Linked DNA regions of Homo sapiens: regions 1, 3 and 4 are each linked to region 2. A link is a loop called in an ENCODE intact Hi-C map of the cell type or tissue named here. Cell type or tissue: OCI-LY7. All regions are shown on one strand. Links, peaks and the distances in the headings refer to the core of each region. The heading gives the core; the rest is flanking DNA. Region 1 overlaps LIN7C (lin-7 cell polarity scaffold C). Region 2 has its middle 79 kb from the start of FIBIN. Region 3 has its middle 200 kb from the start of ANO3-AS1. Region 4 has its middle 56 kb from the start of SLC5A12.

Region 1 (7,983 bases), core at 2,103-6,102, 580 kb after region 2:
GGCACACGCCTGTAGTCCTAGCTACTCGGGAGGCTGAGGCAGGAGAATTGCTTGAACTGCCTTGAGGTGGCGGAGGCTGAAGTGAGCCGAGATCACACCACTGCACGCCAGCCTGGGCAACAGAGCAAGACTCTGTCTCAAAAAAAAACAAAAACAAAAAACAAAAAAAAAATTTGAATCGTCAAATCCTAAAGAACTAGGCTGCTATTATCTAGTATTATACTAACAAATGAAGTGCCCACATTAAGACAGTACATAATTATTAACGACAATATTTCTCATCTGCAATTTTTAAACATGCTTTCTCAAATAACAAACACGTATTTTTGTAAGTTTTAAAGGCAAAGGGGGCAGAATGATGACAGACATAAAAAGCTCACATTTAAATTACTGGTAGATTTTATTAAAAAAAAGAAAAAAGAAAAAAAAAGATAAGACTGTAATTACTTCCCAAATAAGGAATGCCAAGTACCTTTTATTCCTAAAAGAAATTACTTGGCCAGGTGCAGTGGCTCACGCCTATAATCCTAATGCTTTGGGAGGCTGAGGTGGAAGCCAAGGAGTTTCAGGCTGCAGTGAGCTATGATCACACCACTGTGTTCCAGCCTGGGAGACAAAGCAAGATCCTGTCTCTTTTAAAACAAAAAACAAACAAACCAAAAAAAAAACAAAAAAAAAACCTAAGAAATGTAATTAATCATTAAGTAGCTGCAAATTGAACTGTTCTATTTTGATACTTCCTAAGAGTGTCCAGTGTAATCAGATCATTTTATAATGGGTTATTGACCCTAGGTGTCCTTTAGAACCACCTGGAAAGCTTTACAAAAAAAAAAAAAAGGGTGATTTTGATTTAGTTGTTATGGAATAGGACCCAGGTATCAATTTTTTAAAGCTCTGCCAGGCTAATATGTAGCTAAGATTGAGAATCACTAAGTCAACACATTTTGATATATCAAGAAAATAAATGGAAATGGGGGTGATAATTTATATTTGTAATTTACAAATCAAACATCTATCATACACTTACTATGTACCTAGTTTTATTCACGAATCATCCATTTCTAAGATAAAAATTCCCATCATTTCCTCACTGCACTAAACCACCACTGTACATCTTTGCCAATGAATGACTGTATTTTTCTATGGTCAAGATTTAAAATTCTGGGATACATTATGAAAACTGCATTAATGAAAACAACCTACTGCTATTCATGCTCAACAGTAGCAAGCTAAACTACTGTACTTGGCTCCTTTGAGCTACCCTTATTTTAAGAATTATAAATAGGTGTCAACCCACACAAAGAACAGATTGTGGATTACCGTAGGGAAAAAAATAGCTTACTCAACTTACTAAAAGTTTCAACACCAAAAAAGATTTAACTTGGCTGAAAGTTCTGAAACAGCTGAGACACAGAACCAGGAAGCTATAATTTATAATGAAATGTTGATACATACTTAAAAGCTACTGCAGCTGTAGCTATACTAAAATAAGATTTCTTCAGGGTTTACTTACCCTGAAATGCAAGAATACAAGCATAACAATAATATTACTGTTTTTATATGCACCAATACCTCTCTTTAATATATAAAGCTCTACAACAAATACCTCTAATAATTTTACAATTAAATTAAGTCCATACTTCTATACTACTTTGGTCTCAACATTTTTAAAACATCAATTAATTTTGAAAATTTACAATTTAACAACATGATCCTATCAATAACAAGCACATTTTGTAGTGGATTAAAGACACATTCAACCATGCAATCCAGTGTTCAATACCTTAATGATAAATAACAATGCTGATTGACTTTTATTTTGAAAAATCATTGAAAACTGGAATAATCATCTGAGACTCACAGTGATCACAAACATGCAGAAAAAAGCATACAATTCTATTCTTCCTGAAGGAATGTTACAAAATGCCCACTTTTTTATATAGGGTCAATATGCCAAATTACTTATATTTTTCAATCCATCATCTTCTAACATTTGTCACTTAAATTTTTCTTAAAGTACAAATGTTCCTGTAAGTTGTAACAGAAAATGAACCCCAACTCTTTCAGTCTTTAAGACCTCAGTCACAGTCCCACACTAATAGCTGCCTTTTAGTAAAATAGTGACATCCAGTGGACAAATGAAATATTTCTCAAATTCCCATATTTGAATCATAAACAAAAGTTGCCTCTTTAAATCCAACAATTTTAGTATGAGTTCCTACTTATTTTGATGGAATCTACAGATTCTCATGAATACTTCACATCATAATTTCTATGTATCTTAAATATATCCTCTTTTCTTCCTATTTAAAATCAATTATTTAAATTGAGCTAGTAAGAATGTCTACTCTTGAAGCTAGTGAGGTTAAAGGTATTACTTTTCCTTCTTTGCTTCAGCTACTTCCCACCACCAAATAACTGGTTTGTCTCTAGGAATGGAAGGACTAAAATATAGGGGAAATACTGTGCATTTAAATAAAAATGAATAGTATTTAAAAGAAATCACAAAAGATGAAATCTGAACCTGTTTTGCATTTATAATTTGATGTACGGTTGAACATAAATAGGGATGTAATAAGTAATGCTATCAATTACATCCTCTTGCCTCAATGCTCAAATATTAAGAATATGTATTTTAGCAATGATTGTTTCAGTGTTTAAAAACTTACTTTCATAAATCAGTATAAATGAATATCCATTATATATTATGTTTAAGTAAAAGTGAAAAAACTTGCACTGTACTGAGTCATGATTTACCACTGGTTATATATATTATGTGTGTGTTCAAAGTACAAAATGCAGCAATGATGTTAACATTGACAGTGTAATGAACTGCCGTAGATGAGACTGTTATGCTTAATTTCTTGGAAAACTGTAAAGAAATTTCACAGGTTAAAAAAAATAGAGTAAGCAAAAAAAAAGAATTGGAGAACTTTACTTTTAAATCAGCAGCTAAATGAAGAAAACTTTTCCTTTCTAAAAAAAGATTAAGAATGTAAAAGTACATTTTAATATTAAAAAAGCATTTTAAAAAATCTATAACAACTTTATGACAAAATCTGCATTTGAAAAAGGCCTGTAAAAACAGTAGGACAGAATTGCCCTCATCACCTTTTACTTTTTCTTGTCAGAAAAAAGTGTATGCATCTCTGGAACCATAAATGATGTTAAAATAGGCATTTATAAAATGACAAGGAGAATTTCATGATAAATTTGTTTGTTTTCTTACAATCATTGGCATTGCAGCCATTAGTAAGTCACAAGGAAAACTTCTCTAGCTAAAACGCAAAATGAAATATCAAGTTTTGAAATGTATTAGGTCTGTTGCCTGCGTTTTGCTGATCTCATTTTTTCAAAGCGCGACTCCATTTCTTCTAAGACTTTGGGTGTGTATCGTACCACTAATTTAACCTTTCCTTGTGCGGCTTTCAGCAGTTCTACAGCTTTTTCATGATGTTCTCCTTCAACACTCTAGGGGAAAAAAAAACAACCAACCATACACTAATATCTAAGTTTTGAAAGTAACTCAAAATGCAAAAATGTTTACAATATATATAATGAAGAAAAGTTTTAATGTTATATTATTCCAACATTACAAAACTAAGAAATAATCCTGCCTTACCATTTTAATCTATATGAAATCCTCTCTTACATCATATTCTGTTTATAGTCTAAAAGCTGGCTTTTAAGTTCCAAATAATTAGCATATTAATCTATATGCCTTATTATTTCAGTAGATCAAGCAATTGGCATTTTATAAGAGTAAAATGAGGGTAGACTTCTAATTTAATGTATTGCCTTTAATAAAGAGCTTATGTCATAAAAATGACATTAAGCACTGCTAATTTACACTGCAAAATACACTTATAGTGCTTAAAAAAAAGGATCACTGTATTAATAGTACTGCCTAGGATTCCCTCAAGGCATTTCTAAACCACAAGTTTCTTAGGTTTCTCCTATTACTCAAATACGCCCCCAGGTGGTCACAACAGATCACTACAAATAGAAATAAAATTCATCCTTACCACTCCATTAACAGAGAGGAGTTGATCTCCACGTTTGAGGCCCCCATGTCTATCAGCAATTCCACCTGGAATTATTCGGGATATATAGATTGGAGAGTTTTGTTCTTTGCCTCCCATAATATTGAATCCAAGGCCCTCTTCTGTTTTTGGTAGCTCAACAACTCGAGGATGAGAATGTCCTTCACTGGCAGCAAATGCAGCAACAGTAGCCTGAAAGAAAGTTTTACATATTAAAAATATGACTTTTATTTACTTCAGTTCTTTCATCTTTTGTTTCCCCCCGAGATGGAGTCTCGCTCTGTCGCACAGGCTGGAGTGCAGTGGCGTGATCTTGGCTCACTGCAAGCTCCACCTCCTGGCTTCACGCCATTCTCCTGCCTCAGCCTCCTGAGTAGCTGAGACTACAGGCGCCTGCCACCACGCCCGGCTAATTTTTTTGTATTTTTTTTTAGTAGAGATGGGGTTTCACCACATTAGCCAGGATGGTCTCGATCTCCTGACCTCGTGATCCGCCCGCCTTGGCCTCCCAAAGTGCTGGGATTACAGGCGTGAGCCACTGCGCCTGGCCTCTTTTGTCTCTTTTTAAAAACTACTTTTGAGCACGTATTTTTGACGTCTGAATGCTCACAAATTCACTGGTGATTCTGAGAAGGTAAGCTAAACAGAAGGTATTTTAGAGACGACAAATGAATAATTTCGAGTTATGCAGGAAATGTTACGATTTTTTGTTATGATTTTTTAGGTCATTCCTAGCCCATTCAGTGCCCACTCTTTTGTGCAGTCCTGTATGCGCAGGGCTTGGCAAGCAGACTTACTGGGCAGACTGATATTGTACATGGTAAGGAGGAAAACCCCTTCCCCAGCATGCTAGCAGCCCTGGGCTTTAGATCTGGATCTCCCAACTCCTTCAGGAGCCTTTGTGCAGGACACAACCTACCTATATAATCAACATGGAGTTGCCCTTATATGTAATCATTTTGGCTTCTGTACTATTTGTACTATATACTAAATATCTAAGATGTCAAGAAATAACTCAATATTGAGAAAAAGAGAGGTACATATAGCCAATCTGAATGTTTTGTTGCTTTAGTTAACTAGACACAACTAAAAATCCCCACAGAAGATGAAACAGAGCCGTATCTTCTTTAAAGCTCAACTTTAGACTAATCCAAACTAATTATAAAGTTGAGATTTTGTTTCACTTTGCTTTAAAGGGTAATTATCTAGTACCATTTTTTTGTGATGGATCACAAAAATGGGGAGGAGGAAAGAAATCAAGATTTACTGAACACCCGTTATCTTTGAAGAAATCAAGATTTACTGAATACCCGTTATCTTCGAAGCTCTGAAAAAGGCCTCATTTTTCAGATAATGGAATTAAGGCTCAGAAATTCAGTAGGCTATCAAACTCACACAACTCAGCAATTAAAACCATGTTTCTCTGGTCTTTTCTACACTGATAAACTATATCCACATGTTTAAGTATTTGTATTCAACAAAGAATCCACCATTTCCTTTTGTGAGCCAGTAACTATCCATAAAAAACTATCTGCTGATGATTAATTTAAGTCACCGACTGCTGATATTACCCTGTTCAAACCCCCTATCATGAATAGTGAGGTCAATACCTAAATTATTTGAGGAAAACAATGGCACAGAAATGCAGATAATGTAAAGAAGAAAGCAAAAATCAACTCGGGGAAGTACCCCAGCTCTATCATATGCTATTTGTGTGGTTTGCGGCAAATCACCTCATGCTTCCTCATCAATAAGATGAGGATAGTAATTCATATCTTAAAATTCTGATTAGATTTTGTATAATGAATATTATATAGTATCATATATATAACATATACAACACAATTATATATTGCATGATACATATTGTATGCAAGTACATTTCTATTGCATTATCTAAACTGCATGATAAAATAGCTTATGTAAGCTATTTATCATGCAGCATTTATGTAAAGGCAATAGAAACAAATGTCTTATTTCTTAGTACTTGAGAAATTTGGTGTAGCTTGAAAGATACATGTTAGTCTTCAAAGTAAGTTTATTATGAATTTAATAACTCCATATTTTAAACTTCTAATTTATGAAGAATTCTTACTTTTGGAAAACAAAAAAATTTACCTTTGCAGTAGCGTTCGCTCTCACTTCAGGACTGCTACTGATGTCCACAGTCTCATAGACATGTTCATATACCTGTAAAAGCCAAAGTTATATCTCAGAATATACCATGCTTGAGTTCTCTGTGAAGTTAAAATTTCAGGCAAAGTTATGCATCTTTATAAAATGGTTTTATCAGAAATTCCAAAAATGAGAGGGACTGGTTTTAATGTTTTCTAAAGTTTTTCTTAAGAAATGTTGAACCCAAATTTAGAGTATTATCTGACCTAATTAACTCAAATTTTTGTAAATTTTAATGATGTTTACTCACCTCTCTCACAGCATTGCAGAATTCACTTTGAAGGACTCTTTGCAAAGCCTGAAGTTTCTGTGGTGGTACTTCTCCACTCCTTTGTAGTTTTTCCAATAATTCAATTGCTCTACAAATATCTAGAGTTAAACACACACACAGATAATTTTCTCCAAGGGTTTTCTCAATGCCTATGTAACAGTGGGGCAGTTAGGATTCATTCCTCAAGGGCAAATAATATACAGACAATCGAGGGGAAAAAAAGCATTGAATTTGCACATTTGGTGGGAAGGAGACTGTGTGTGTGTACACACATGGAGGGTGAGAATGTAAAATGTAAGAACACTAAATTTTACAGTAGATAGGAAAAACTACTGAGATTACAGAAGCATAAAATAAGACCTTGGAGAAACACAGGCAAATTGAACACAAAATACCAAATGTCATCGGAAAGGACTGTGACTCAAATGTGACCGATACATGAACATTGTACTGCTTCAGAAAAGCTAGCAATATTGTCAGAAACTAGTCAATAAAAATTTACCTAATTATTATTAGTAACCAAAGCACTGAACAGTACAAGGCACTATAAGCTAGTAAAATCACTGGTCATTCCTCGAAAGAAACATGATACATAGGTAGATAACCACTCGAGAGCAGATGCAGTTAGTGGCAGGGACACATTTAAAACAACCATAAAAATGCAAAAAACAAGCAGTACAAATGAAATAAACTGATTTTTTTTCAACTTAATTAACACTGTTAATTCAAACAAGCTCCAACACTTATGTTTACAAAAAAGAAAAATAAAAACAATTAGCTTTATCAATCTGGTCTCAATACCACCTGTGTGACCTTGGGCAAGTTACATGATGTCCTTATGTCTCAGTTTCTTTCACTGTACAATGGAAATAACAGTACCTTCCATATAAGGGTTATGAGGAAGAGTTATGAGTTCAGTTAACAACTGAACCACAAAATACATAAAAAAGGGCTTAGCAAGCAAAAGTGTTATGTTACATTGGTACCAATTAATCATAAGAAATATTGGCTGGGAATAGTGGCTTATGCCTGTAATCCCAGCACTTTGGGAGGCCGAGGCGGGTGGATCACCTGAGGTCAAGAGTTCAAGACCAGCCTGGCCAACATGGTGAAACCCCAACTCTACTAAAAAAAATACAAAAATTAGCCAGGCATGGTGGCGGGTGCCTGTAATCCCAGCTACTTGGGAGGCCGAGGCAGGAGAAGCGCTTGATCCCAGGAGGTGGAGGTTGCAGTGAGCTGAGATTGTGCCACTGCACTCCAGCCTGGGTGACAAGAGTGAAACTCCATCTACAAAAAACCAAACAAAACAAAAACAAACAAACAAACAAAAAAAACCCTAAGAGGTTGTATACATTTATACAAATGTATGAAGCACATTAGGGAATTCTCACTGAGAAGTGTGAGGATAAGTGTTTTATGAATTGAGACATTTTAGAAGATTCAGGAAGTCAGCTATAACACTGTTAACTATCTCTACTTTTATTTTTCCAA
Region 2 (7,983 bases), core at 1,842-5,841:
CTTTGTGCTTTGACACTTAGGTGAAAGAGAGAGAAAAAATGTGAAAATCACTATTTATTGTTTAACATAAGAGAAGACAGAAACTGCAATGCCACACAAATTTTATTGCTATCAAATCAAATCACAGAAGTCTATAAGATTGATTCAGTTTCATCAGAAAAAATTGTTGTCTCAAGTTCTGTATTCCCTGTTCAAGAAAGCAAAGGTGCAGAGAATACATTTTTGGACACTAATATTTGTTTACATTTTTCAGTCTGGGACTTGAAATGAGCAGTTTCAATTATGAAAATAATTCATTTACAAAGAAGAATGGCTTTCATAAAGGTGCCTAACCTTAAAAAGACTGCTGTACATTTCTAAAGAAGCTTAATGCACTGACATACTGGATCTGTAAAGTGATACACATTTCATTTCCAAGAGACTATTAGGCACCTCTACCCAAATAAATACCTATAATTTCTCCCTTTTCTTTCCATAATGACTTTGCCAAGGCCATGTGAGACAATTCCTATGTTTAAGTGTGTTAGCACGGAAGTAGCCACTGTAACAGCACAAACCTCCTAATGAATCCAATTTGTTAAGGTTCTCTGTTAGTGTAGATGATAAGCATAAAAAGAGAAATGTAAACAAGATACAATTGTTTGGGTTTATGCTTGAAAAACAGAGGAAAATCAATAATGTGGTTAGAGAAAAGGCAATTTTCCCAGGAAGCAAAAAGAAAGACTTACTTTTATTTTTATTTATTTATTTATTTTTTCCTTGAGACGAAGTCTCACTCTGTCACCAGGCTAGAGTGCAGTGGCTCGATCTCGGCTCACTGCAACCTCTGCATCCCAGGTTCAAGCAATTCCCCTGCCTCAGCCTCCTGAGCAGCTACAACTACAGGTGCATGCCACCACACCTGGCTAATTTTTTTTTTTTTTTTTTTTTTTTTTGTATTTCAGTAGAGACGGGGTTTCAGCATGTTGGCAGGATGGTCTCGAACTCCTGATCTCATGATCTGCCTGCTTCAGCTTCCCAAAGTGCTGGGATTATAGGCATGAGCCACCACACCCGGCCTACTTTCATATTTCTAGGAAGGGAAAACTTGTCATATCTTTAATGTTTCCATTCAACTTTGGTGACAATGATATACAATGATATGAATAGAAGATCCTTCTGTTGGAACACCTAGAATTCACCTCTGTGCTTTGGCTCTTAAGGAGTGTGTGAGTTTTACCCTATCTCCCTTTCTGAATACAATATGACCTTGCCCAATATCACAACATTCACATAGGAAGTGAGAATCTTCTCCTGAATCTTGTGTACTCTACAGGAGGGGTTTCAAATCTGTCAGTAAAGAGCTATGGGTGGCTCTCCAAGCTTTATGGAATTGCTCATTGCATAGTTTGGCTCTCTAAAAGAAGCAGAAGAGACCTTGTGTATAGGTTGAAGGTTCCTGGAAGCCACAACCTGCTGTTCTGTGATGGGGAAATGGGAGAAATTAGTTAACCCCTCTGGCCTCTTTCTACTTTTTCCTCCTTACCAAGTGCTCACTCTACCTTTGTAACCTTCTTGTCCCTTCTCTTATTTCTTGCCTTCTCCCTCTACTGTTTTTCTCTTGTTCTTTCTCTACCATCTTCTTCCTTTACCTATATCTCTTTCATCTACCTCTTTCTTCTCTACTTTTTTGGTATTTATTTTTCTTCCACTCTTTTTTCAGTTTTGCCAGTAGCCCTTTAATGTCAGGCACTGTTCTATGCAATGCAAAAATATTAAATTAAATTTTAAAAATTTGCAGATTTGCACTCAAGGAGGTCACAATCTCTTGCCGAAAATGAGAAAGCATGAAACACGTTTTCACCAGTTACAGCACACCAGTGTACTACATTCAAGTTTAAGACTGCACTTACTCATAAATATCACTTAAATAAAATTTTGACAGATAATGCCTTTCTCATAATATTTAAAATTAGAAGTGACACTTCATAGATAACTTATTCCTGGTCTGTACTATTATCAACAAATTAGTTTGCCTGACATCATGGAATATTTGACAGGCATATTGACAAGCAAAACAGCATTGTGTATGGGTGTCTCTGGGGCATTTTCCCAGAAAGTCTTCGCTATCAACCAACCTGACTCTGAGTGTGAAGATTCTCATAGCACCCTGTGTATTTCCATCGTACAGTATGTATGGACTTGGGAGTGCAATAAACACTTTATTTCCAATAAATGAATTTAATCTGCTCTGGTTTGAATATCTGTCCCCTCCAAAACTCATGGGGAAATTGAATCTCCAATGTGCCGGTATTGAGAGGCGGAGGCTTTAAGAGGTGATGAGATCATGAGGGCTTTGCATCCATGAATAGATTAATTGATTCATGGTTTAAGAGATTAATGGTTTATCATGGGAATGGGACTGTTGGCTTTATAAGAAGAGGAAGAGAGAGTTGAGCTAGCACACTCATCCCTCTCCATGTGATTCCCTGTGCCACTGCAGGGCTCTGCACAGAGTCCCCATCAGCAAGAAGGCTCCCACCAGATGTATCCTGTCTACCTTGAACTGCCCAGACTCCTGAACTCTAAGAAATAAATTTTGTTACTTAGAAATTACCCAGTTTTAGGCATTCTTTTATAAGCTACAGAAAACAGTCTAAGACATAATTTAATTTACCCATAACCACCCCCACATCCTGTTATCAATATCCATTGTCAATATGTTGCAACCATATCCCACAAGGTTGTGAAATGCTTTCTCTATTCTTTGGGGCATCCTCCTCCTCCCAGGGTATCTAGGGTCCTGGATATTACATGTCTTAGGAGTTGAATTTTCTTTCTACCCAAATTCACATGTTGAAACCCTAACCCCCAATATCTCAGAAAATGTTTGTGTATGGAGATAGGACCTTTAAAGAGGTAATTAAGTTTAAATGAGGCTGTTACAATGGAATTCAATCCAGCCTCACTGGTGTTCTTGTAAGAAGTGGAGATTCAAACACAGACATGCATATGCACAAAGGAAAAGCCATGTGAAGGTGCAGGGAGAAGATGGCCATTTGAAGGCCAAGGAGAGAGGCCTCAGAGGAAAGCAGCCCTACCACAACCTTGATCTTGGACTTCCAGTCTCCAGAATTGTGAGAAAATACATTTATGATGTTTAACCCATCTAGTCTGTGATATTTTGTATGGCAGTAGCACTGGCAAACTAATATAACATGGATCTCAATGACATTCTTAATAAACATCCCATACACTAACTCTACACTCATACATTAACTAACTCATCTCATGCACTAACTGCCCATTCCATACACTAATATCTCAGGATCTACTTCACGGGGAATCCAAGTTGAGACAAGATTATTTGACTTTTCCTCAGGCCCAGACTTCTAGATGTATGCCTGCTTCCTGAACAGAGAGAAGACTGTAAGTTGAAGTTGAGAACCAGACCCAATAACATATTAGAGCTCAAGCACCATCACTTTTAAAACTAAAAGCCTAACCTAATGGAAAGAATACCCTGCAACTGTAGAATCTTGGGGTCTTAGGGTGCTTGCTAGCAAAGCAGTGTCTTAGGGTGCCTGCTAGCAAAGCAGTGGCAGTGTCCACCATTTCATCAACCAGGAAATGGTGGCCATCAACCAGAAACTCTTGTGCTTAGTTGAGTAACTTAATGTAACAATACTAATGACCATCCAGGTTCCAGACCTAGATGGTCATTACATCCCCTGAGAAGTTTTCTTAAAAATACAGGCTCCTGGGCTCTACTCTAGACCAACTGAATCAAAATTCTCTAAAGGTAAGGCCCAGAAATATAATTTTTAAATCTTCCCAGAGCATTCTAATCATAATGGGTTTAGGAACCAGTGGCATAGAATATACGTAAGATATACATGTGGACTCCCAGTGGTAATGGGAGGACACCTGGCAGGTGATAAGGCAAGAGGATTCAATTGTCAACAGAATGGTGGTCATATTTGCATTTAGAGACTAGTGAGGCCTCAGGAGAAGGCACATATGTTGTAAGTAAAACCTGTTTTGATGTGGGATTCAGCTAAAACCAGATTCGGTTTCAGCTCATCTACTTACTGGCCGTGTGTCCCTGGGAAACACATGCAAATTCTTATTGTCTCAGTTTCTGCACCTGTGAAATAATGATACAAGCACCTCACTTTAGGAGGTCGCTGTGGAAATTACATTGAACTTCCTGTCCCTCGCCCCTCCCATTCCTTTCACAACGTCTGGCACCCCAGTAGAAACTCCATTAACATTTAGAAAAGGAGATGTAAAAAGTAAAGATCAGTAACAAGTACAATATCTCTTCTCCAATTTCTATAAGAATTTTTTTTCTAATTTCTGTAAGAAGAATATTTGGAAGGTAGTGGCCCACTTAGAACAATTTAAACACTTTCATTTTTCAGAGTTTTTATTTAGGCCAAAATTGGTTTAAGGACAGAAGATAATTCTCTAGTGACAGGACATTTTTTAATACTGAGAGTAGTTCACTATGTGGGTCATTGGCTCTGCTTACAGCAAAATAGTTGTAAGGAGTTGGATGAAAATATGTAAGGGAGGCTGATCAAATCTGCAAATGACAGGATCAGGAAGGGAGAGCTACTGCGTAACTTATCACGAGAGCCTCCAAAAGACCTTGACTAATTATCCTGGTAGGTCAAAGTGAATAAGATGCAATGAAACTGGCGTAAGAGTAAAGCCCAGTGCTGGGATCCTGCACAGTATTTTAGCAAATAAAAAATAGAAGGGACTTAATAAATAGTTCCTGTAAAAGTCTCCTAAGAGTTTTAACTCACTAGGAAGAACAGAATTTTCTCACATCTATTTTGTGCTTCCATAGAATATCATACCTATCATAGACTACAATAGCATGTAGAATATTTTGCTGCATCATTCTTTGAGAATCTGTCTCCTTTTTAGTATATGTGTAATATAAAAATGAGATTATGTCTTGTTTTTCTTTAAATATCCAATATTAATATCAGATCTGGCACAGAGTGTATTCTCAGTAAAGATTTGTTCTATGAGTTGAAATATGTGTGAATGTAAGAATAATGGTATACATCAACGGGATAAGGTCCTCAAAATCAAGGTATGAAAGAAACGGTTGCCTAAGTAGGGATGGAGAGAAGGAGTATGTATTTATTAACCAATATTTATGATGTTAACTTCCAAAGATTGACTTTGCCTGCATAACAATTCTACAAGGGCAGTGTGATAATGTAGCATTTTCTGAGGTATGATCCTCACTTAGAAAGGACTCTGAAGAAAAGAAATACTCAGGGTAAGAGGATGGTTTCTTTCTTCAAAATTGGTCAGTAATTTCTTAACACTCTAGCACTCTGAGATTCACAGTATACTGTATTATGTTAAAGGCTCTGAGAAGTTCTACTACAAATAAACCTTGTTTGTCCTAATTTTCAACCCTGTTACTGATGAATTAATTTAATCATGGAATCAATTTTGTGTGTGAGAGATACCTATTATCCTCCCAAGGAAAGCACTGGGGCAATGCTATGGGGTAGAAGCTCTGAACTAGGAGTCAAGAACTCTAGGTTCTTGTGGTGACTCATCATTACTGACCTCATGTCCTTGGACATTAAAGCCATAGTTTCCCTATCTCTGAAATGAGTTGCTAATGCTAGATTTCCTTTCATCTTTATCACTGTCATGCCTTATGATCCATGAAACTGGGAGCATGCTCTAACAGTATTTGTAACTATGGTAGTATGGTAGACATTGCTGCATCTCGCCAATACCCAGACCTTCTTTCCTTCCTCTGTATATGGGAGACTATGCTTCCCAGCATTTTGGAGACTGGGGGAGTCATGTGTCTTGTTCTGACAATAATATACGGCTAATAATAATGGAATGGGATGCGGCACTTCCAGGCTGAGTCAGCGAAAAGCACTGCATGATTTTCCATTCTTTCTCCCCAGTGTTCCAGCAATCATGGAGAAAGCCTCACATTGAGATGGTGGAGCCACAAGACCGAGGTGGTATGGATTGCTGAATCACTGCCCTGGCAGCTGCCCTGGAGAGTTGTCTGGATTTCCAGCGATTTTTGTGTTAGTGAGAAATAACTTGAGGTGTTAAATCATTGGGATTTGGGGGTTGTTTGTTACCACAGCATTAGTCTAGCCTCTCCTGACTAATAAAGTAAGGCAACTACTTTAATTCAAAAAACATTGACTCCCATTGTTAACATTCATCGGGACCAATGTTTTATATGCCTTTTGGTTCTTGCAATTAAAAGATTATCATAAATAAAATATATTAATCCTTTTAACTTCAAATAGTGTTATTTAGGCCACTATTTTAAACGCCAAATTTCAGTAAGAAAAGCATAATACCATGCCTTGGGTCTGTCACTCCTGACTTCCAAGGAGTTCAGATTGTTTTCACACATGTTATCCAGTTTATGCTCCTGCAGTCCAGGGACATAGACAAAGAAAAAAATACGCCTATTTTACTAAGAGCAGAGTGCAATGCTCAGAGAGGGTGCATAATTTTTTGGTCCACAGAGAAAACAGATTTTATAATCATGCTTCTACCTCACCCAATACGAGGCTCTACCTACTCATTTTTTATTTTGCACTAATTTGTGCAATTTTGTGAAATTTCCTCTTTAAATAGCCATCACAATTTATCTGCCCCTCTCTGGTGGCATGCTTTGTTTATTTAAACTTTATATTTTAACAATCTTTATGGAGCTCCTGCAATGTGAAGAATAAGATTTCTGGCAATGAGAGGGGTCAGAAGCTGAGAAACAGAAGCTAGGGGAAAGATATACAAACGGAAGTTAGTCTCTTAATTTACCAGAAGTTTATAGCCAAGTAGAGTTTGAGGAGGTCAATGGAGAGGAAGCAGACAAAACATAATAACACAAGGGCTTGCATGAAAAACCCGGCAGGCTAAACATGGAACTCATCAACCTGCAGGTCCTCATGAAGAACTCTCTTTCAGATTGTGAGAGATACTGCTTTTAAATTTAGTCTATAAAGCCTGATTAGTGGCTTTAGGTCTAAAGCTAATGGGACAGAGGCTTCATCTTCCTTATTGTGTCTTATCTAACAGATGGAACATAGTAGGTACTCAATTAATTAATGAAGAGTGATAGGGGAGAGGAGACTAGAGGAAGGAAGGAAGAAAGAAAGAAAAGAAGAAATAAGGGAAGGAGGAAAAGGAGAGAGGGATAATTGAATTACAAAAAGAAAAGAAGGAGGGAAAGAAGGAAGGAAGGAAGGGATGGAGGGAGGGAAGGAGGGAGGGAGGGAGAAAAGGGAAGGAATAGAGCTTTATAGTGTGTTTACAGTCTAGGTTCAGTGTTTACTTACAAATAACTCTACCCTCACACCTGGAGTGATCAACTAGAGTAAACTCATGGAGATAAGAAAAGATTTTGTATTCATGAAATAAAAAGGTGCCAGGAAGAAGACACAGAGAGACAGGGAGAGAGGAGAAAAGGACAGAGGGAAGAGAAAGAAAACAATCAATAATAAAGATCATTTGGAAATTTGTATGTAATAGCCAAATAAAAATTAATTAAAATATTCAAAGGTAAGTCAAAGAAATCATTAAGACAGTAGAAGTAAAAGATCAAAAAATATTTTTAAAATAAGGGAAAAAAGATAAGACAGTGAAAGGATCAATCAAGGATGTCCAAATTCCACTAAAGGTATCCAGAAAGAGGAAAAAAAATAGTGGGAAGGAAATTACCATATAAATTATTTAAGAAAATATCCTCAAACTGAAGGGCATTTAACACCAGGTTGATATAATCTAGCACCCACTGTCTGCCCAGTCATAGCTGATACTAAAACTATTCAACATCTGTGAAGCATGGGCACTGTTTCAAGTTGTCACAGGAAAGCTATTGTCAGACAGATTAACATGCAGGATTTTTTTATGGGGTGCTCTTGGATTCAGTATTTGTGAAAAAGAAATGAAGGAGGCAGGACTGGGGAGAAAGGCAAATTGTGCTGT
Region 3 (7,983 bases), core at 1,617-5,616, 830 kb before region 2:
AATCCTAATATACTGTAATAAAAGTTATGTGAATGTAATCTCTATCTCAGAATAAATTATTGTACTGTATTCAGCCTTCCTGTGATGTGAGATGATTCAATGCTTACATGATGACATTAAGTGAGGAGAATGTTGTAGGTATCGTGATATAACATTAAGCAATATTGACCATCTGTGCTTCTAAATCTGTGTATACCTTATCTACAGGACGTGGCTTGGTGTCACTCACTTCAGTGGATCACTTGCTGAAGACTTTCATATAGACTCAGTGCTATCTGGTGAAAGTTGCTGTCAGTTGGAACACATTTTCTGTCCATGTCTTCCATTCACAAATTGCATGTCTTTCCATCTTACTAAGCACTTATCATACACTGTGGCCAATTGCAGTTTATAGCGCAACAGCAAAACTAGCGCAAACTTCTTTTTCCTTCATTAAAATTTCATGGATAGAAGATTCATTCTTATGATAGAGTTGAGCAAACTCAGCATATGATCTTATTTTCTTATTAAGTGGAGAACTTTCACCTCTTCACTTAAAAGGCACATTTTAGAAATTCTTTATGTCATATTTGAAACGTTAGCATCACTACTCTCATGCTTTGGGACCATTATTAAGTAAAATAAGGGTTATTTGAACACAAAGCCTGTCACATTCTGTCGATCTGATAACCAAGACAGCTACTAAGTGGCAAAAGGACAGATAGCATAGACAGCATGAATATGAGGCAAAAAGGTTTGATTCACATCTCAGGCAAGACGGAGCAGGACAACAGGAGATTTCATCATGCTGCTCAGAACAGCACATGGTTTAAAATGTACAAATTGTTTATTTTTGTAATTTTCTGTTTAATATATTTAGACTACTAGTAAACTGCAACCATTGAAACTAAACAGAAATAAGGGATAAGCAACTGTACATGCATCTTAGAGTATAATGACTATTGTTTCATTTCACTTTCCAATTCTCAGTCAAATTTCTATTTTGCTAACACTAACCTGGACACATACTGGGAAAAGAATTTTGAAGACATAATTTCAGTTTAGCCCAGGTGATAAAATACAACACCCCAAAGAATGGAGAGTTGCCTACGCCTGTCTAGAAATCAGACAAGAAGAATAGGCATTAAATGTGCATTTGGATTGATCAACCATAAATAGTATTCAAAGAGATCACCTACAGAGTAGGTGTAGTTAGGAAAGACAAAACGTCCAAGGACTAAGCCCTGGGGTACACCAAATAGCAGAAGTTATCGATTTGAGAAGAAACCAAATCAGATCCAGGCATACAGGGATGTATAATAAACATATCAAATAAATGCATGAATTTTAAGTTCCAGTGGGCTTTGTCAGGAAATAGCCTAAAGGGATGAGAGAGAAACCTTCTTTCTTCTTGGGAAATATGTAGCAATAAGAGCTTCATATGAGAAATAGACTTTGTATATGTTAATGCAACATTCTTTGTGTTCTGAAATACGTTTTTGAGGGGTAGAAAACAGATCATTCAGTTTTACCTTTGAAAAAATTTCTTACCAACTTCCAACTGACTAGTTCATTGACAAAACAAAGTAAAATTGCTTGTTGAGCAGGAGTCAGATGGTTTGTAGTAGTTGCATCCTAGAAGTCTCGAGAGAAGAGATTTATTTAAAAATATGAGGACTCTCACTATTCTTAGAGGTGCAGTAGGTATTAATTGTACCTTGATTACTACTAATCTGTCTTTCCTGAATTATATGGATTTTATAGCTTGAGATTTCAGTTATTTAAAATTGTATTAGAAAACAAATTGAATACTTAACATCCATGTTTAAATATCAGCATAATTTTTCCCTAAAAATGCTAATATTAGTCTGTTATTTCTGTAATTGTATAGTTTATTAAAATTTTAAGGAAAAATAGCTATAAAATTAATATCAATATTTAGTTCTCAGAATCAATGAGTCTGTAATATTTATGTGTGTGTGTTTGTGTGTGTATTTTTTTTCTTTTTGTTTTCTGAAAGCATTTTCTCTACTGACTGCTGCATGTTGGAAGAAATATTAAAAATGCATCTTTGGTGATAATCAAAAGAATTAATCATAAGTTTAGCTTCAGGCATTTTGGAAAATATGGAATTGGATTTCCTAGTACCTCAACAATTGCCCTTAGTGAGCAATTTAAAAAATCATCAGTAATAAATTGGGTTTGCTTCCATAATAAATGCTGCCTGGCCCAGTGGGACCGAATAAACAAGAGTAGAGAGCAGAGAGGAAATAGGCCTCTTCTCTGAGAGCTTCTAGTATATTTTTTCTTTCTGAATGGCCTTAAGCAGCTCATGACATCTCACTTAATGAAAGGACAGATGAGTTTGTTTTTCATCTTTCATCTAAGTGGAAGCTAAGTGGAGACCTCTTAGCTTCCACTTAGTTCAGTGAATTGTCCTTCTGGAAAGGCAATATATCTCTTATTTCAAGAGATTATAGGTGCTTGATGTTCTCTGTATTATTATAATAGCTTGGTAAAATATGTTTTATAATGATCTGGAAGTAATACTTCAGGTTCCAACTCAGACCAAGTATTAAACAGATCCACAGGATATAAACATGTTGTATTTACACATTTTAGAAGATAGGCATGGTAGTTTTCAAACTGTACAAATTTTTAAAAAGGTTTTATGTCGCTTGCAACCAAGGAGGAGGACATATTGTGTTCTCTATTAAAGGGTAGAGTTAGATTTATATTGATGCATCTGTTTTATATTTTTAGTTGTATAAAATATAGAATATGATCATGTGTCTGCTTCTGCCATTTACTAATTATATAACAGCAGGTGAGTTAAATGTTCTGAGCTCCTCTCTCTCCATATAAAAGGAACAAAATCATACTAAACTGACAACTTTTCATTGAGGATTGGAGATAATTTTTTGAAGCCCCCTAGCAACAAACAAAGCCCATGATAAATACACTACAAATGGTAGTTACAATGATTGGAATAATATCCTTTCTTTGAGAAGGCTTTCATCCCCTTAAGTCATGGTGATTACATCCTTTTATATAGCATTTCTTTTTTTTCAGGTCTAACATTGTATTGTGAAGACACTTTATTACAGAGACACTTTGAAGATGAAAAGTTAAATTTCATTAAGGGATGTTTAGATCAAATGAAAAAGAATAGATTAAGACGTTATTTTTTGAAATATGTGTAAAAATATTGTCATGCTTACTCAAGAGAAGAAATAAAATAGTGTGGTTTTTAAAGTCTTTTTAGATAATAAAGAAACATGAATTTCACATAACCATATATATTATTTTAAAAATAACTTGCTTAAGTATGAAAACATGAAAAAGGAAACTGGCTCCTACCAAATCATATTATGTTTTAAAATGATGCTGAATTTAGCTGTGACACCTGTGGTAAGGTTTCAATTCCTCTAGGAAGGTCTGTTTCAATCTCTGTTTGATATCAGCTGTCAATGGGGGTCACATTCCACCCCCAACTAGGCAGAATCACAGTTAAACATGATATTTAAATACATAGCTACTTAATTCAGAGAGTTTATGATTAAACTGAAACAAAAACATAATCTTTCAAATTGAAAAAAAATGTGTTACGGAGACAACTGTGGACTCAGGATTTTGTTATTCATTATTCAGTACTTTGATGAATATTATCACCCTTCCGATTACCTGTTATTCTGTAGTAATCCATTGAATAATTTTGTGGCTTAAAATAACAGCAATATAATTGTGTTTATGAAGCTACAATTTAGGCATAGCTCAATGAAAACAGGTTCTCTTTAAATCTACCCAGCTACAGCTGGAGTGCCTCTAAAATGGGAACTGAAATTATCAGAATATTTGTTCACTCACATGTCTGGTAGTTGAGTCTGACTGTTGGCCATGGCCTTATGTGCAACACAGACAAGATGGCTCTTAGTGTTTTCTGGACTTCCTCATTACTTGGAAGATAAGTTGCCAGGGTGAGTGTCCCAAGAGAGACGCTGTGCCATGAACAAGCCGTATCACCTTTTGTGATGCAGTTGTGGAAGTCATGGAATATCTGTCACTGTATTTTACTTGGTGAGACTTCAAAAAGTCCTGATCAATTTCAAATAAAGGGAATATAGACTGCAAATCTTGGTTATGAATTGACAAGTCTTGGGAAGAACATGCAAGACAAGAAATCTTGTAGTGCCTTGGAGGGAAAAAACACAATCTGCCAGCCTATGTTTTTTAGTGATCAATGAAGAAGCAGTTAACACCATCAGCAGCAGCATGTATTCAGAAAGTCAACACAGCATAATAAGATAGGTGGGTCATTTGCTTTGAAGTTTCCATAGGTAAAAAACTAGTCTTCACATTATTCTTGAAATGCATTATCCCCAATTTAGACAGTTTCAGAGGTATTAAATAATCCAAGGAAAATTATATATATTTAATATGTAGAATATTTTGAACTTGAAATCAGATCTTTCTGGAGACAATGAAAATATATTTCCCAACTCGATTTATGAGGGTTTGGTAGTAAAGACTTTTGAAAAACAAATTCCATGTCTCCAAACTCTCTAATGATATCATGGGTCACTAAGAAGGAATTAACTTTGGTTTGCCAATGGTATGTGCACATACTTGTTATTTGTTCACATTTTATTTTTCTAAGCAAAATGATTTATGACTTCCTAAAACCTATTAGCTGACTAAGTGACCCTCTCACTCTGAGACAATTAGATATTGTAGTCTAAAGATTATTGAATGTAGAATCAGAAAGCATAGACTTTGGTCCTTGTTGATTTATAATAGAGTGGAAGAAAAAACCCAGAGACCCAAACGTCATCACTGAGTAGCTGAATGAATACTAATTATTTCCATTCAGATTTTTCCATGTGAGAAAAATAATCCTCTTCTGTTTAAGCTACCAGAATGGTCCTTTTGATTTCTTGCAGCTCAATACAGTTCTTAACTGATGTAGATTCTATTTCTTCATTGTCAACAGACTCCTCCAAGAAATTTAATTTTCCACCACAGTTCACAAAGATGTTCCTATCCTCAACTCCTGTGGTTAAAACACATTTCCATGTTTCACAGAAAAAAATGCCAAAATTGTTTCATTTTAATATTAGTAAGAAAGATGAGTTGTTTAACATGGAATTAAAGTGAATAGGTCTCAGACCATTGTAAGACTTTTAAAATAATACAACTATGTATCACGAGAAAGTCATGATAGCAACCCCGTCATGATAGCAATCCCATTTTGGTTTTCTGCCATTTTGTTCCATAAGCATTCTATATTTCATCTTTTTGTTATTATCAAATAGATTATTGCCGAGGACTTCTCCCATGATTTTTTTAAATATAGTGTACTATAAATATGTCTCAGAAATGACACATATAATGCCTCCTTTTTCAAGGTTTACAAAATTTACTAATATATCCTGGCTTTGATAACTTTTGCAGTTTAAGCAGTGATTCCAAATTATTGAATTATATTCTTTGCCCCTGCTGCTGCTCCTGCTGTATATATTTATTAACATTTCTGGGGATCAGCTTTTAGAAATGTTGAACTTAATTATTCTATTCTGAACAGGAGAATTTGCAATATATTTTCTCTGAATCTCACAAGTTTTGGCTGCACACACAAAAAAATGAAAAAATAAATCACGTACCTATTTAATGTATCAATCCCCTTCACCTGCTTTTTCTCAACTATACATCAATTTAACCTTCATAAGTTGCTAATTTAAAACTAATTGGTATAATTGGCAATATTATATTTAATTATTCTTTTTAGGACATAGACATAACAAAATAAATTGTAGATAGAGAAAAAAATTTATAACCTCAGTGAATGGCAATTTCATTCTCCTCTTTGTTCAGGACAAAAATGTTGCAGTCATTCTTGATATCTTTTTCTCATATCCCACATTCAATCTGTACTTAAGTTACACGGGTGCTACCATGTAAATGCATTCAAAATTTAAATTCACCAAAATATATCCAGATTTTGACCGTTTCTTGCCACCTACATTTACAACACACATCTAAGCCACCCTCATCTCTTGTCTGGACTGTTCCTTCAAAATGCCAAGCATTGCTCTCCTGTCTCTGCCAAAGACAAAGTTAGAGTCATAGTAGTTGGAGCAACTTGTTGCATGGGGATCTGAACAGTTAAGGTTGTAGGGGAAGTTAAGAAGCTTAAGAAACCTGAAAATTAGGGTAGCCAGGGGTCACATAGTCATGCAGGTAACTATTAGGAAACAGCAGGCACTGGTGGGAAGGCCACGATGGAAGACACAAATATCTCTGAAGGAAGACATTTATAGGGATGAGAGAAACAAAACAAGGAAAGCAAGACATGATACTAGGATATGACCTTGAAACCTGGTCAAAAACTCGACAGTCACTTTTTTCTATCAGAGACAATAAAAACCTGTGGGTATTGACTGAGTTGGATCTTCGTAGGACATAAACTAGATATATACCTTCATGGAGAACAAGATAGAAGATAAAAGAAGTGGAGCTGCTCTTTAGGTACCTGGGCAATTTTACAGCATTTATAGAATAATAATATAAAATTATGTCACAACTTTAGTTTGCAGAACAAATAAGAAAATAATAGTGTAAAACTATCACAATGTGTTCCATTTAAAGTAATAGATCTAGTTGGACACATTAAAACACATTATAGGCCTTCAGAAGGGGTTAAATATCAAGTCCACATATAATATTTTCTTTATGATAGCTGTCTATGCAATTTTACCAACCTCTTCTGGCAGAGAGAGAGAGTTAAATGATGTGTTACTAAATCACATAAGGCAGGCTCACCTATTGTGCTTCATGTATTTTTTATTCAAAATAAATTTCTGAAAACAGCACAGCATTCCCTTTGGTGTCTGTGCCTTTGTGATTTCTTCCCATGCTGCTGCAAAGAGCTCCTCCAGCATCGCATACTCTCCACAGGGCCGGCACACATAATAAAGAATATCACTAAGGAAAATGTTTATATTTAAGTGATGTGAAACCATGGAGGAAAGAAAGCTCACAAGTGCTTTAACAGTTTTAATGTTAGCTGGCATGTGTTATTTCAAAATGTGTTGTTTCACTTAATAGTTTATTTGTGATAACTAGAAATGAAAAAGAATTGTGGTTTTCAGCATGAGCCGATTAAAAGTCTATGCCCTAAAAAAATCTTTCCTCAACATGAGCACTATTGACATTTTGAGCTCAGTGATTGTTACAGGGGACTGTACTGAGTACTTTGATGTTTAGCAGCATCCTTTGCTTCTACTCCTTAGATGCCAGAGAACACTTAAGTTGTGACCACCAACAATGCCTCCAGAAATTGCCAAATATGCCCTTGGGCAAAAAAGATGCATAGGTGAGAACCACTTCCTTATAGACTAAGTGTTCCTGGAGTCAGATCTTAGTTCCCATTCATACTCTTATCACTGTGGGATTCAGGTTAAGCTAGCACCTCTCTGTGTTTAGTTTCTTAGTCTGTAAAATGTGAACTGTAGGACAAATTGTAAGATAATTTTAAATGAGCCAAAAGATTTTATGGTATCTTCAATGGAAATATGTGTAGCATATCTGATTAAATGGGAGACTTCAACATTCAGTATCTTTGAGCTCCTTTACAACACTAACTTATAGAAAACTTAATGTATGAATTCTTGATGAGAATGTCAACAAAGAATCAAACTCTACAAAATATTTGAAGAGATATATTCTGAGACAAATATGAGGGACCATGACCCATGACACAGCCCCAGGAGATCCCAAGAACATGTGCCCAAAGTGGTCAGGCTTCAACTTGCTTTTACATTTTACAGCTTGGCTTTATACATTTTAGGCAGACATAAGCCATCAGACAATACATATATGATGCACATTGGTTTGGTCCTGAAGGATGGATGTTTCTTACTGACGTAAAAAGCTGCCAGGCTCTTAGTTAATTCTCTTCTGGATCAGGAGAAAGACTTGGATATGGAAGAGGATTCTCTACAGAAT
Region 4 (7,983 bases), core at 2,163-6,162, 140 kb before region 2:
CCCAGGAACAATACTTTGCATCCTTCAGTTCAATCAAGTTGACACAATATTAACCATCATGAGTGTGAACCTAAGAAGTGGGTCAATACCAAGAAGAGCAAAGTTGAGAAGTGGAGAGAAACAGATATTTAATGATAACAAAATGTGAATATGTCTTCAGATGTGTGATCTGATGTCTACCTACTTGACTAGGATTTTTGTCCTTATACAGTTTTAATTGAGTTTGATCACTAGTAAACAATAGTCCTAACTAATTCAGCAGCTGTTATTATAAATTAAGTCTGAGGCGTCACTGATTATTAAACTTGGAAACTTACATAAACTCAGGTTTGCATTGTCTTTTATGAGTACTTTTCTAGATCAAAGTTGCACATTTTCTCCTCTGCAAATTTTACTAGACCAAGCATAATACAACTCTTATGTGTTGGCTGTTAATCTGTCACTGACATATCTGAGTAGCTATTCAGATTCATGCCTGATGAGATTGAGATATAAGATGGAGCATTTTGCATGAAGAGTGCAGAGACTAGGAAAAAGTAACAGCCAGAATAAAGCAGGTACCAAAATGTGACTGCAAGCCCATAAGTAAAAAATTCTATTATTAGGAAAAAATATTTCTAGAGAACCTAAAACGAAAAGAGCTTTTCCACATGTTTGACTTTGTTTCATCCTCACAATTCGTGAAGTAGTTATTTTACCCAACTTGCTAAAATTTGTAGAGATGAGGAAGCTGAGGCAAAGAAAAGAGCAACCTGCCTATCAATACAATGGCAAAGAATACAGCATAGGTATGAACCCAGAGAATCTAGAGCCATAGACCTGTTCCACTAACCACTGCTTTAGTGGTCCTCAAAGTGCCATCTCCTGAGTGCTCTTGAGATCTTTCCATGAGATCCATCAGGCCAACATTATTTTCCTAATAACACTAAGGCATGATTTGCCTTTTTCATAGCAACATTTACACTCATGAGGCAAAATATTTGTGGATAAACTGCTGGTGCCATTGCAAAGATGAATGCAGTGGCATCGAACTGTACTGGTAGTCATTGTGTTCTTCACACACTCAGAAAACAATAAAACTCTTAATGCCAAGGACGTCAACGTTATACTTGATAAAGCAGTAAAATTATTCATCATATTAACTTCTCAACACTTGCATGTATGTCTTTTCAGTATTCTGTGTATGATGAAATGACAAGTACACATAAGCCCTTTATATTGCTTGTAAACTATGATGGTTGTCTGAAGGAAAAGCACAGGTGTGCTTACTTGAATTGAGAGATGAACTAGCCACTATTTTTTTTTTTTTTTTGAGAAAAGACCTCACTGTGTCACCCAGGGTAGAGTGCAATGGCGTGATCTCAGCTCACTGCAACCTCCGCCTCCTGGGTTCAAACAATTCTCGTGCCTCAGCCTCCCAAGTAGCTGAGATTACAGTTGCACACCACCACGCCCAGCTAATTTTTGTATGTTTTGGTAGTGATGGAGTTTCACCATGTTGGTCAGGCTGGTCTCGAACTCCTGACCTTAAGTGTTCCACCTACCTCGACCTCCCACAGTACTAGGATTACAGGCATGAGCCACCATGCCCGGCATTTTTTTTTTTAAATAGAACAAAGAATGAGAGACAAATTAGGGTTACTCACACTTGGATATTTTGTAGATAATTTCTCAAAAATGAATGAAGTGAGCCTGTCACTACAAAGTCAAAAAGATGACAATATTTATTGCCATTCATAAAACTTGAGCTTTTAAGCAAAAACTAGAATTTTTGAAAACTTATATTTAGCACTGTGCACTTAATAACTTCCTAATAAAGACTCTTCTCAGCGAGGCATGGTGGATCACACCTGTAATCCCAGCACTTTGGGAGGCCGAGGTAGGTGGATCACTTGAGGTCAGGTGTTTGAGACAATCCTGGCCAACATGATGAAACCCTGTCTCTACTAAAAATACAAAAATTAGCTGGGTGTGGTGGCACACACCTATAGTCCCAGCTACTTGGGAGGCTGAGGCAGTAGAATTGCTTGAACCCGGGAGGCAGAGGTTGTAGTGAAACAAGCTTGCACCACTGCACTCCAGCCTGGGCAATAGAGCAAGACTCTGTCTCAAAACAAAACAAAAAATAGACTCTTCTCATGGTATCAATGATGATATTAAAAATGAAAAGTGTCAGCATTTGGAAGATATGCATAATTCAGTTAACCAGTGTTTTTTAAGTGATCGATCTATATTACAAAATTGCTCACAAGTAAATGATTCAAAGTGCTAAACCATGGGTTATAATGTAAGTGCAAGAAGTTCATAATTATGGTTTCAGAGTCCACTTTGCAACTAACCTTTAAGAAATTACTAATTGTCAAAATTTTCAGTGCAGTATCAAAAAGAATATATGAAATATTTTGACTATTCTTAATGTTCAACCAAAATTATCACAACAAATTGAATTCAGAAGCATATATACTAAGCCAACTATTAAAGAGATTTATAAAAAGTAAGACAATGGCACTCATCACACTAATTGCTTTTGTATGTTTTGAAAAAGAGTTATTTTTATTAAAAACATTATTTTAACGTGTAATTTTATTATTAATATTTTTAAATTATTTAATGAACATATATTTTAAATTTCTCACTTTTAATTATTAAGATAGTAAATATCAATCATAAAAATTACATAAATACAAGCTCTTGGGGTTCCTTAATAACTTTTAAGAGTATAAAGGGATGCAGAGACCAAAAATGTTTGAGAATCATGGCAATATTCTGCTTCTCAAACATAAAACAAATGTAGTATGGTTCTTCCTTCAAGTAACTTGCCTTTTAGAGGAAAGGGGAAACTAAAAAATAAGTAAACAAAATACATACAGTTGGAGAAAAATGCTTTGAAATAAATGACTCCAGGACTGTGATGATAATAATTAGAGGGAGAATAGGAAGTGGGCTAATTTTTCACTGGACTGTTCAGAGAAGGCCTCCTTAGGGAGGTGACAGTTAAGCTGAGATGAGAAGATTAAGAAGGTGTCAGCAATGCAGCAAGCTAAGGGAACAGTCACAGGGGATGGCAATGTAAAGAGGCCGAGGCAGTGTAAAAAGCTTACACTAGATTCCAGAATTGTATCATCCCAAAGCCCATGCTGCACTCTCCTTCTCACAAACCTCAACAGATTTCTCTTAGGCCAGTTGTGCTCTGGCCCTTGGAATAATCCACCTGGAAAACAGAGTGGAGATTGTTTTGAATCTTCCTGAGTGATGGCTTTACATTCAGTTAGTTGGCAGGTTAATCCAGAGTTTGCAAACAGCCTTCCGTTGCTCTAAGGAGTGGAACTCTCAGGAGCAATCCTTGTCAGCAGTGCCAGGAAACTGCTGCTGTTGCAAGAAATAGGAAAAAGAGTGGAATTTAATTTTACTGAAAGAAGATTTAAAGGGTACCTATAAATTGTGTAGCTAGTTTTCTATATCTTGGCCCCAGTCTGGAATTTTTCAAAGTAAATTATTTGAGCCAATTTCACTGTGGTTGCAAATATTACGTCGTGCGCTGTGATCTCTGAAGCATGTGCCTTTTGCTGAGCTAGCGTTCTGTAAAACTGCTGTGAGCTACTGAAGACAGTGGTAGTTCTCACTGAAAGGGTTCTCTTATTCTCCACTCCCCAAGACGCTCGTGAAGGGCTCAGAGGCAAAAAATGAAATGACATCTGTGTAGTAAATGTGAAAAACTATAAGCATGATTTCACAGAATTATGGAATTTCTTTTTATTTCCAAAAGTTGGATGGTAATACCTACATCACCTCCTGTCTGGAGTGAGCTTTTACAAAGAAGTAATTGGGCAAACTTTAAAGGAGTACATGTGTCAGTATCACAGTGCAGACGTTCATGTGGAAGCACTAGCTCAGATGCAGAGGGAGAGCATGAAGGAGAAGCTACATGCTGGGTTCGCATGACACAAATCAGCTGGGTGACTAAGATAATTAAGCAACCCACGATTTGATTCATAAGTCACATCTCTGATTTATAGCCTTGCAGTCGAAAGAGCCTGTGTTCATGGCTAGATATCATAGGGGGAACCATAGATACTTTCCCTGCACATAGATGATGAGGCAGTTTATCTTAGGCTTCCTTTCATTCTTCTCTATTGGGAAACTATACTTTCATTCTTCTCTATGTTACCCTCTCCTTCACAAAAGGAAATTTACTCTCAGAGTTTTAGTTATTGCCCCTGTGGTGATGACTCAAATATTTATGTCCAATCCTGGCCTTCCTGGAAGTTAATATTCTTCATGTTTGTCTGTTGGATGTTTCACTGTATAGGCACGTATCCAAAATCCAACCACACATTTAAAATCAGGTCCTTGACACGACTCTCACTGTTGATGTCATCTCCTGTCTTCTCATTTTTGCACCTGGCTGCTTTTCTTTTCCGGTTTTGGGAGTCAAAATTGGGAAGTTACTGGTGGTTTGTATGCTTCATTGCTTACGTGAAACCCACCAGTACCACATGTCAGCCTTGAGCTAGGAGTGCCTAGAGGTTGTATGCTTAAACTGAAGCATGCTAAGAGTATACTGAAGTAGTAGCCTGGATTCCACAGGGCTTGATTCTCTGTCCTAGGACAGTAAAGTTGTAAGAGAGCAAAACCAAGGTGAGATTCCTCAGATGAAATCACCTTAATGGAAGCAACCTAAGGAGGAGAAAATTTATGAATTTCAATTGGCTGAAATCCCTGAAATAGGCCTGGGGTTTGTTTTTTCTTTTGAACAGCCCTTCAACTCTTCTTTCAGTTCTGTGATGATTTCTCCAATTAATTTCTCCTTTCGAAGAGGTTGAATAAGGAAGGGTGAGGGAGCTGAAATTAACCTGGAGGTTTTTGCTTTTATTTTTGTTTTTTGTTTTTCTTATTTGCAACCAGAAGAACCAAACAAATACATAGGACAACTTACAAATCTGAGCTACATAAAAATCCAATAAATTTATTAGATAAAACAGATAAGTGGTGCTGCTCTAATTAAAGTGAGTGTGAGGGACTTCTGTAAGCCCAGTGCTCTCTCTCTGTCTCTTTCTTCCTCTCTGTCTCTTTCTTCCTCTCTGTCTCTCTCTCACACACACACACGCTCCCTCTCTCTCCCATGCTCTGAGGTAACCTCCAAGGCATAAATCTTGGCACTCTGAAGTGTGCCATTGAAAAATAATTTTTCTGTATCCATTCACAAGTCATGTCAGCTGTTTCTTTAAAATATATTTCATTTTCCTTCCCAACCCACATGCTGTCCCCACCACTGCTAGAGTCTTAATTTGTATCATCTCACACATAACTTTTATTAATATATTCTAGCTGTTTTCTCTGTTTAACATTATTACCTATTTTAAGACATCCTATAAATATGATTATCCATGGCTATCTATTTATCTAAAACCTACAATGGCTTCCTTCCGTTGAGTGAACTCCAAGCCCCTGCATAAACTGAGTAACTGTTAGCTGAGACAACTCTGGTTTTAATTACATCCCCAAATGCATCATTCAGTGCAAGCAGTCTAGGATTCTTATAAAATAAGCACAATCATTCCTTCTGCTACGTCTTTATTCAGGCCTTTTCTCCCTTAGAGAATGTAATCCCTTCCCTAGACCAATTGATTCTTTAATGTCCAGGTCAAGTTTCACCCATTTTCTTCCCCATTCTAAAACGGCTTTTATAGTCTATTGCACAAAATTTAGTATATTATAAGCAACTATCTCATGCTGTTGCCTAATGTTCTTTGTTTGTTTGTTTGTTTGTTCTGAGACAGAGCCTTGCTCTGTTGCCCAGGCTGGAGTGCAGTGGTACGATCTTGGCTCACTGTAGCCTTCACCTCCGCCTCCCAGGTTCCAGCGATTCTCCTGTCTCGGCCTCAAAAGTAGCTGAAATTACAGGCATGCACCACCACATCCGGTGCATTTTTTTTTTTTTTTTTGGTATTTTTGGTAGAGACGGGGTTTTGCCATGTTGGCCAGGCTAGTCTCGAATTCCAGGCCCCAAGTGAACTGCCTGCCTCGGCCTCGCAGAGTGCTGGGATTACAGACATGAGCCACTGTGCCCAGCCTCTAGTGGTATCTTTGATAGCCTGTGAGACATACTAGATTAAGCTTCTAAATTGTGTGCATCTTAGACCAAGAAAAGTGTATTTACACATATCTGAGGCTGACGGTGATTGCCTACCCGGTTTGTATTTTTATGAAAAATCAAGGTTAATTCTAAAAAAAAAAAAATCAATCTATTAAGGATAATTCTAAAGAAATCCATCTAGAAAAATAAGCACCTAAACTGTTACAAAGCCAGTCAGTTATAGAGAAATTAATGTCAGTGCAATAGTGGTGGAGCAACTCATATTATCCACTTATTCAATGCTTTTCTCCAGAAACTAGTGCCAAAGTTTGAGTGGAAACAGTGGTTGAAAATAAAAGTGATTCAGCTAAAATTTTGACTGAGACCTTGAAAGCAATGTTTTATAATCTGTAGAAGACAGGGGAATATAAAGCATAAACATAAGAAAGGAGGACGAGGACATTGTGAATGCACACAAGGGGAGTTCATAAACTTGATAAACTCACATCAGGAAAAGATGAGAAACCGATAAAACATAAGGGGTAAGAATATCAGAGCCTCCTTGACAACCAGAAGATCATGACTCAATATGTCCGAGTAAAGTAAAAATGTCTAGTACCATACCATGACAGTGGAAATGGTTACATTCCCCACATTCACTGCATTTGCTGAAGGAAATGGTAAAAATTCCTATGTTAGCTAAAAGGAATGAATTCACAAGCACTGGAGTTACTCTAAGGGGACTTCATAAACTAGCTGGAAAGGGGCAAAACCTAAAGAGCACTCAAATTACCATGATTCTCATAATTGTGCTTGTGAGAATAGAATTAGAAAAATTCAACTTTGCTATTATGTTGGTGAATTGATTTAATCCATGAGCCAAAAAGCCTGGAAACACAAAAGTGAGGTTTACCTAGAGTCATTATATGCCCCAGTTGCAAAGAATAACACTAGAATGTATGCACTTCCTACAACAAAGAATAACACTAGTATGTATGCACTTAAAAGTGCCCCAGTATGGAAAAAAAATAGTCACCCCACTATTTGTAGAGTTTTTCCATACTATAATTTTTATCTCTTGAGATAAGAGATATGCAACTCTGACCTGGCTAAAGACCTCAAACTGACAGGGCCTGGAGGTGAGCTTCAACTTCAGCGCTTTTGACTAACCAAAGCTTAAGATTAGAAGGGAGGGAAGAAGGAAAAAAAAACATGGAGATTGATGCTAAATTTATCTTGGGCTGATATAACATTCTTTTCAACCTCTGACTGGATGCAAAGTTCTTCAGAACTTCTTTTGCTTTCTTTGTACTTTCAAAGTAATTTTCTCTCATTTGTACATTGTTTTGTTTTATTTTTCACCTTCAAATAAGTAAGGTGAGGTGACATGGTTAGGGAAGGATAAACAATCAGGCTTGCTCCTAGTTTCCCTAACAGAATCCCTTATATTGTCACAGCTAAAATGTGCTAATCTGTTTCACAAGTATTATGTCATTAGAGTTCCCCAATAATCTTGTAACTAAGAACTATTTATTTGCCATTTTAAAGAGGGGAAACTGAGTTCAGGAATATCATGATTTTTCAAGTTGTTAGAGAGTAGCAGCATGGGAAATCTAAGGCAAATCTTCATAATTTTAGTTCAGATTTCTTTCCACTGTAGAAGATTGCCTTGAAAATCTCCTGTTTCCATCATCTAGAGTACTTGACCAGGGACCTTCTATAAATTTAGCACAGGTTTCATCTTGTAATACACAATTCAGTACTTAATTCTTGGGGCACTGCAGGCCTTGTAAGAGCTTAGAGAAAAGTACAAACATTACTTTTCTATTCTATGTTTCAATCATCTTTTAAATTACTTGACATATTCATGTCTAAATTCAAACAATTAAGACTTCCTCTGCATTTGT

Evidence for each region. A loop is a pair of places that touch in the nucleus more often than their neighbours do. Peaks named below come from ENCODE experiments on the same cell type or tissue, not always from the same donor. Only the 100,000 strongest peaks of a DNase experiment are listed, where the experiment ranks them.
Region 1: a loop joins it to region 2, with 4 times the contacts of the local background. A loop is called at or near these places in 1 of 110 quality-filtered maps.
Region 3: a loop joins it to region 2, with 3 times the contacts of the local background. A loop is called at or near these places in 1 of 110 quality-filtered maps.
Region 4: a loop joins it to region 2, with 2.2 times the contacts of the local background. A loop is called at or near these places in 1 of 110 quality-filtered maps.

The regions. Positions count from the first base shown.
Region 1 is chr11:27,495,334-27,503,316 of GRCh38, forward strand. LIN7C (lin-7 cell polarity scaffold C) reads right to left here. Exons shown (of 5, transcript NM_018362.4): 2 at 6,469-6,587; 3 at 6,162-6,233; 4 at 4,026-4,235; 5 at 1-3,471. The coding sequence ends at 3,316. Among named protein-coding and RNA genes, the nearest start is that of LIN7C, 7.4 kb to the right of the region's middle. In OCI-LY7, for the core only: CTCF peaks have their summits at 2,139 (motif pointing left), 2,346 and 3,981 (motif pointing left); DNase peaks (open chromatin) are centred at 2,108 and 3,968.
Region 2 is chr11:26,911,107-26,919,089 of GRCh38, forward strand. No RefSeq gene overlaps it. Among named protein-coding and RNA genes, the nearest start is that of FIBIN, 79 kb to the right of the region's middle. In OCI-LY7, for the core only: no CTCF peak of the experiment used is centred there; a DNase peak (open chromatin) is centred at 4,065; H3K4me3 peaks cover 2,809 bases; H3K27ac peaks cover 3,495 bases.
Region 3 is chr11:26,083,883-26,091,865 of GRCh38, forward strand. No RefSeq gene overlaps it. Among named protein-coding and RNA genes, the nearest start is that of ANO3-AS1, 200 kb to the right of the region's middle. In OCI-LY7, for the core only: no CTCF peak of the experiment used is centred there; DNase peaks (open chromatin) are centred at 2,379, 2,995, 3,409 and 3,859; H3K4me3 peaks cover 2,977 bases; H3K27ac peaks cover 4,000 bases.
Region 4 is chr11:26,774,169-26,782,151 of GRCh38, forward strand. No RefSeq gene overlaps it. Among named protein-coding and RNA genes, the nearest start is that of SLC5A12, 56 kb to the left of the region's middle. In OCI-LY7, for the core only: no CTCF peak of the experiment used is centred there; a DNase peak (open chromatin) is centred at 4,473; H3K27ac peaks cover 1,599 bases.